Regions from separate parts of the Mus musculus genome. Here region 2 is linked to region 1. A link is a contact called in ENCODE Hi-C or POLR2A ChIA-PET data. All regions are on one chromosome and are shown on one strand. Each heading gives the region's core, a stretch centred on a gene start or an enhancer-like site at or near the end of the contact. The rest is flanking DNA. Distances are from core to core; before and after follow the strand shown. Region 1 overlaps Zbtb20 (zinc finger and BTB domain containing 20). Region 2 overlaps Zbtb20 (zinc finger and BTB domain containing 20).

Region 1 (3,781 bases), core at 368-2,867:
CTATGATGTATATAATGTACTTAGATCATTATCCACCCCTTATAATTCCTTTTAAAGTTAGAACAATGGGTAGAGGAGTATGGAGTGGAGAAATGGTAGCAACAGAAAGAGTTCCTAGCTCTGAGGACCTGCTGTGGTTTCAGGCATCTGGTAAGGAAAGGTGTGTCTCGTTTGCACATATGTCACCCCAGGGATGTGTACGAAGCAAGCTACATGGGGTACACAGAGGCTCCGACACTAAGACATGGCAGTTTTCCTGAAGGGCTGGTTTTCTTTGTGTGTAAATAACTTAAACTATTCTTTATAGATGAATACATTCATTCCCCCATTAACTTTTTCTTGGATGTTTTAGAAGAAACTAAACAGATTCTCTTCTTGGCCTTGCATTTCTTCTAGTTCAGTAACACAAACAAGAATATACTGAAAAATGAAAAGAAAACAAGAATCCATGTGTATTTTCAGGGGTCAGACCTGAGACCTCCCTGAAATGTGAAATGTCCTGTCTGGGGCACACAGGCAGTGTCCCAGGAGGCATGCCGGACCATTCTAACTTGAGGACTGCCAGAGGGCAAGTGTGAGAGGCACTGTCAGAGTGAATCCCTGAGCCCACACTACAGGGGAAAAATACTGTTACCCTGAACTTACTAGAAGAAAGAGGAGATTTCAGGAATTAGGAAACTTACCCCAAATCACACAGCCACTAGCCTCTGAGTGAGTCCCTACCATTCCAAAGTCCACATACTTTAACCACTAAATTATACTACCTTTAGGTGTTTCCCACTTGAAGTTTCCCCTTGAAATCTGGGCTCATTCAGGATTATGCAGGCTGGTTTAGGCTTCACTTTGGAAGGAGATAGGTTTGGCTTGATTTGCATTCTAAATATTTCACAGCGGTAAGGGAAAGCTATTATTATACCCATTTTATGGTGAGGAAACTGAGCTGCCTGCCAGCTGAGGTATCTGGCTGGGTTAAAAACAGAAGCTTGCCTGTTTGTCTTTGCTCTGAACTAACTCAAGGTTCAGGCCACCTGACTGGCCAAGCCAGCTTTTCTGCATATGGATTAACACCGGTGACAAAGAGTGCCACAAACTTTGCTAAGAGGGAACAATAATAATTCAGTAAGGAAAAATAATTCAGTAAGGAAAAATAAAATAAGTCATCATAACTCGCAAGTTTGGTTACTCTGAGGACTGAATAGAAAAGGGAGTGCTTACTCATCACAGATGAATCAGAAAATGAGAGTGTGTCACAGCGCTGATGACAGAGCTGGGGAATTCAGACGATCTCCGTTCCAAGCTCCTCTTGCTTGCTTAGGACGGTAAAAGGTATGGCAGTCATGAAGGAGTGGCCTCTTAGGCAGGGCTTTAATCTTAAGTCTTTCTAGAATTTAGGTGGGTTTGTATCTCTGCTTCATAGGGGTAGGGACAACCTCTAAATGTTTGTGTAATGTTTCAATGTACATGTTTAAATATCTTTTAGTGTTGCAGAAATATAGTATTTAGTAATTGTATGTCGGAGTCTTCCCAAACACTCGGCTGATTTTTACTTTGACTTCCAGGATTTCCAAAGGCTGAGGAGCCCCTGGAATTCTAGACACACGTGCCTCTCGGAATGAGCGCCAGCTCCACAGACTCCTGGCAATTGATATTCCATCTTTGCGTTGGATGCAAGACTTTTTTTTTTTTTATGTGACAGATTCAAGAAGTTTTATACTAGACTTAATGGCATTACATGCACTCTGCATTTGTGAGTTTTTAATTCTCTACTTTTTTTTTAAAATCTAAACACTGGGAAAGGTTTGTGAGTCAAAGACAGGGCATGGGTGCAGAGGTATTCTTTGCAACACCACGCCGGGCCCTTTGCTCATGTGTTTTCATTTCTTTTGGTCGGTGGGAGAAAAACATAAAGGCCATGTCGTCACTCCTGTGTTGAAGTCAGCCTTATGGGACCATATTATTTGTGTCCATCTCAAGAAATAAAAGAATCATGAACGTTATGACATAACTGTGAACAACAGTTTCTTTAAACCTCAGATGATGGGATAAGGTAATCACCAATGGAGAGAGAAGATGCAGAAACTAAACTTCAGTAATTAGGCACAGCACAGCCTACGTACGAGCCTTTGCCAAGATACAATTAAACACCTGCCCCACCCCGTCCACATTTCCTGACTCTTCATGATGTTCACAGGATCAGAGAACAAAATATCAGAGAACAAATGAAGTGGGAGCAGCAGCTCTGGGAGCAGTAGCAGGGGCTGCATTTATAGTTAAGATGGGTTCTATTTTAATTATAATTTTTTTCTGCATGAATCTCATACATATATAGAAGGAAACATGACCACATCCACACCAGTTCCTTTCTCTTCCGCCCTCTCTAAAGCAGATTTTAGGAACATTCAATGATGTAATTCCATTTTTCCCTGTATATTTCTAATTTCTGAAGTAGTAGCTTTACAGCGTCTAAATGGATTGAGTGTCAGACCTTCTTCCCTATAGCAAATTGATTTGTGTGTGTGTGTGTGTGTGTGTGTGTGTGTGTGTGTGTGTATGTATGTGTGTGTGTCCTTAAAAGGTCTGACACTGTTATTATGTGGCCTATCAATTAAAGGCACACAATGTTGTTCTAGTCTACCATTAATGTCATTTGCTACAGAGATTGCTGCTATCACACAAATACTCCAAAACTTTTCAATATAGAAATGCAGAGAATAACAGTGCTTGGTTCAGTGGATCATAGAATTAATATGTGCACTGCAGAAGCACAGAGAAGTATCCTGATTTGTGTGCACAGAGGGTGTTCCTCACCAAAGGTTTCCTCAAATGGTTAAAATACAAAGGGAAAATTAGGAGCCACATATCAAAAGACAGAAATTAATCAGGTATGCCCACTGACTGCTTAAACTGTGGGGACAACATAAGCTAGGTCTGTGTTTTAAAGACTTAGGAGCAGTGTTCTGCAATACAGATTGCAAAGTGTTACTTTCATCCTTGTCACGACTAGCTATTTGCTTAAGCGCATCCAAGACCTCTCACAATTTGGCCCAGGCCCATCTCTGTTTTCTTCTCCACTGTTTCTTTATATATGGTGACAGACTATTATGTTTTTCCCTGCGCATGCCCAGGACAGCCATGCCTCCCAGCCTTTGCTGACAGTTCACACTTGAATCTCCCAAACCTTGCTAAGTGTGTTAAACACAGCATGACACTCCAATGTTTGTTGAATAAATGTCATCTGTCTATTTTAGGAGACAAAGATGATAGAAAAAAGTCGTTAAATCAGTAAATAAATAGCACTAGAAAGAGAGGTCAAGGGAAAGTTAATTTTAGTGCATTTCAGGAGTGGGGGCAAGATGAGTTTTCCGATTAGGAGTGCTGGTGTTCTTTATTCCGGGTCTCGCCAATGCTATGAGTCAGTTACTTTTTTGGGAATAAGTTTAAACCTCAAGGTTAAATGAGCACAAATGCTCTGTCCATCAGGATATAATGAAAAGTTGTGGCTATTTCCACACTAGCACAGTGGAATTAAAATATGCAGCGCCTGTGTCAGAAGCATCATATATGACAGAACTTTTAAAAATAGTCCTGCTTGCCACAGAAGGAGCTATAGAAATAAAAGTAACTGTTAAAGAATGGGGATAATTTAGTTTAGGGAAGAAAGAGCCTAGTTGCATCTTTACAGTTTTCAGACTGTAAGAGTGGTTACAAAGAGGAGAAGGATTGACATTTCTGTCTTTGGGCAAAATGATATCAAATAGGTGAGTGAAGAATTTAAGACTTC
Region 2 (3,442 bases), core at 323-2,822, 49 kb before region 1:
TTTGCTCTGTAAGCACTGAGCTGCTAGCATTTTACTGGCAAATTCGCGGATCCCTAAATTTATGCACAATAGATGCCCTTAAATCTGCAAATCTTCTGTTTCAGGCAAATTCCTCCTTGAGTTAAAAAATTTCCCCATTTACTCTGCTAGTAATAAGCCAGAAAGTTAAGGCAGGCAACTCATACAGGAAAGAAAAGTTGAATAGTACTTACCCTAAGTACAGTGTGCAAGCCTTAGAGGGCAATTCACTTTTTCTCTAGGATAGTTAGAAGGGTATCCAGGTCTGAGCTCAGCTCCTGCCCCTTTCCCTTCTGGAAAACTGAGGAGACTCACTGAAGGTGCCTCAGAGAAGAATCCCACAAACCGACAGCCTTACCTGTGGCCATTCAGAAGATTGCATTGGTGTGTATTTAAAACTATGAATAAAGTCAGAGACAGCGCATGCTCAGCAGGCAATTTAAAAATATTTATAACATTGTTGTCTCGAAAACAAATTTCCTCAAACAAAGCAAAACTCACATTTCTTACCCATGCCAAGTTTAACGTTCTGAGACAGAGCTGTTTTGGAGTTTTCCGTTGGGGGAAAAAGGTTTCTAAAAAAAATTTTTTTTTTGAGCTGAAAGAGAATAGTTCTCCCTTCCCTTTTGGGTACTCTTAAAGGGGTGGAATAAATTTCTCTTCAAGTTTCAACAAAACTCACAATTGGTTATAAAAAAAAAAGACATTGCACATTAAAGGTCCATGAAAAATAATTTCAGAACAAGTAACAAGAAGCTAAAATCTACAGGTCTGAAGGATGTAGCGGTCACCTGAGTCTTTAAGGCAGTCTTGTGTGTTGTAACACAAAAACATACACATACAATCAGAATCTAGTATGTTCAGTATGGCAAGAATAATGTATAGACCACTTTAGGCATATCGAGAGAAGTTATGCTTTTTTTTTTTCTAACTAAAATCTGAACTCTCCAAAACTAAAAAAATACATGAAATTATAGGGTAAATTCAGCAAGAATTGTCAGTATAATTGCACAGCAAGCATGGAAAGATAGCTGATCACATATTGGTCAGCTAAATTTTGAGATACATAAAATAAAAATTCGATTGAGTTAAGGTTTTAAAAGTACTAATTGCAGCAAAACTGCTCGTCTTTCTCCAGTTTGGGATTTTCTCTCTCCCTGCCTTGAATACCCTAAATACCCCATCTACCACCTATCACCAAACCCTGACCGAGCAGCGCACAGATCTCAAAGACCTTATTTAAATCTCTTACTTAATCTTAAGTCTCTGAATAGATTGCAACTCCTGCTCCACTTTCCAGTGGTGCTCAGCTGGCCTCACAAAAGCGCCACGGACATATCCTTAACTATCTCTGATGTTTTCAAGCTCAACAGAGGGTGCCAAAAAGAAAAGAAAAAAAAAATCAAAGATCGGAAAAAAAAGTTTATTAAAGTGAAAGCAGGAGCCCAGATTTGAAGAAGTTGCCTCTACTTTTATTTCCCTCACAACTCCGCACAGGTGTTTCCTACCTCACGCTGCTGTGCACGCTGCTGAGGAGGAGGGGTAAGTGAGGGTGGGGGAGTGGGCCAAGGTCTGACCAGCAGGCATCAGGAGCTGCAGCCTCCTGGGTTAATGGATGTGTTTAAAAATGGACCCCAAGCCCCCAAAAGCCTGGAATGAGGTTTCTTTTTGGCAAATGATTAAACCACTATACTGAAATAATTAAAGCTTTGTCCTTAAATAAAGCATCCGATCAACAGAACAAAAACAAAGATAAAAACTGCACACACATATGCATGCGTGCACACACTCTGACACACAGATACACAAAACTAGCGGGTGAAGGGAGAAGGAAATTAAATAAAAGAAAACAAACAGAGTCCTAACAGGCCATTCTCCAAAAAGAAATCTAAATAAAAAGTCATATGATATCTGATAGTGCAGGACACGTCGCCAAGAACCAGAGCGGATTGCCTCCAGGAAGAAAGGGCCAGTGTATTCCAGCTCAAAGAGCGTTTCTTTCTTCCTCCTCTATGTTCCCCTTTCTCCTCGACTGTTGAGTGTGTTACTCTCAGGTCAGACCTACGAAGAATCCCAGAATGACAGCTATCACCTCTCACTGTACTCTCCCAGCACAGCTAGCTGACGGGGCTGCCTGACTTGGGGGGGGGGGTACTGCTGCATTCAGCAACAGCCTCTTCCTCTTCCAGTCCTCCCTCTGTCCCTCTCAGAAAATCCTCTGGCCACCCCAAACAGCAGACAGGGAGAGAGATGAAGGGTGAGGAGAGGACACTCACACACACAAACCAAATATGCAGGTACAACAGCTGCAGTAACAAAAGGATTCAGGAGAGGGGAAAAAAAGAGAAGAAAAGAAAAAGAAACCAAGCAAAGTATGTGTGGGGGCTGGGGTGGGGAGCAAGGGCAGAAAAAAATCCCCAAGCCTCTTGCCTTTAAGCTAAAACTTTTTAAAGACTTAGTTTCTTTTATTTTTGGTGAGTGACTTTCATTTTAGGATCGTTTACAAATTCTACAAAAATATAGACTTTTGAGTGGAATTCAAGAATTTCCCGCAAGAAAACATGCAACTGTGACAAGTGACCGGCCCTAGAAATTTTGGATTTGCCCAGACTTCCCTTACTTCTAGTATCTTCCCATGAGGTCAAGTACTAGCTTGGCCACCCAGTGCCAGGCTTAATTTGAGGGTCATTACTGAAGGAGCACACACATAGACGGGTTCCCGAAAAGACCCCTTGTTATCAAGTTACTTCAAACACAAGGCATTCAGCCCTCCCAGCCAGGAGGGCTGACTAGTGAGGCGTTGCCCTCTGCCCCATAAGCACTGTGCCCTTTAGAAACACAGATAGACGTACAGTTCATACACATGGGAAAATATATGTACCTCTAGTTTTTCTTATAGTGTCCGGCCCCAGGGATAATGAATGAGTTTTATTTTTCCATAAATGGGAGGAAGAGGAGGAGAGAGTTTCTGACTCGTGGACAACTGTTGTAGTTGTTTCCCTCTGAGCCACACTTAGGTGCTCAGCCTAGTCTGCATTTTCAGGGTTTTGTGGTGGCGCTTGTAGCTATTTCCCCTCTGCTCAGTTTAGTGTCCATTATGTACCTCAAATGATTACCAAACGACACTCAAAATATAAACACATTAAGAGCAGAACTTTCAGAAAGAAAGCATTTCCCTGGGATTATAAGTTAAGGATATTAGTATAAAAATATAAAATGTACAGCATGTATTAAAAGATAAACTGTTTACTATACTTTGCTCATACAGTTCCCGTCCTGATTTCTCTTTTCTTTTGTTAGAGGATTAATTTGAAAGTGATAAGCATTCTAGAATGTTTACTACAAACACAAATTCATAGTGGAAATACATACGCATAGGCAAAACATCAAACAGAATACAAAGCTACATGGCAATCAGAATTGT

The links. A loop is a pair of places that touch in the nucleus more often than their neighbours do. ChIA-PET counts read pairs that join two places held with the same protein, here RNA polymerase II (POLR2A).
Region 2: a map of adrenal gland shows a loop between it and region 1 (2.3-fold over the local background). The contact joins two enhancer-like sites. A Hi-C loop is called at or near these places in 11 of 37 maps with a recorded cell type or tissue (CH12.LX, adrenal gland, gastrocnemius and 2 more). POLR2A ChIA-PET finds 5 or more read pairs at or near these places in 1 of 5 experiments (embryonic stem cell).

Annotation. Positions count from the first base shown.
Region 1 is chr16:43,456,279-43,460,059 of GRCm38, reverse strand. The region is part of intron 4 of Zbtb20 (zinc finger and BTB domain containing 20); the gene reads right to left. Among named protein-coding and RNA genes, the nearest start is that of Gm15713, 38 kb to the right of the region's middle. Within about 2 kb of position 1,617, at least 1 of the 3 ENCODE cell types and tissues checked has a DNase peak (open chromatin) inside an H3K27ac peak, as active enhancers do; it is gastrocnemius, where a contact is called at or near this core.
Region 2 is chr16:43,505,093-43,508,534 of GRCm38, reverse strand. The region is part of intron 5 of Zbtb20 (zinc finger and BTB domain containing 20); the gene reads right to left. Among named protein-coding and RNA genes, the nearest start is that of Gm15713, 87 kb to the right of the region's middle. Within about 2 kb of position 1,572, at least 2 of the 3 ENCODE cell types and tissues checked have a DNase peak (open chromatin) inside an H3K27ac peak, as active enhancers do; they include gastrocnemius, where a contact is called at or near this core.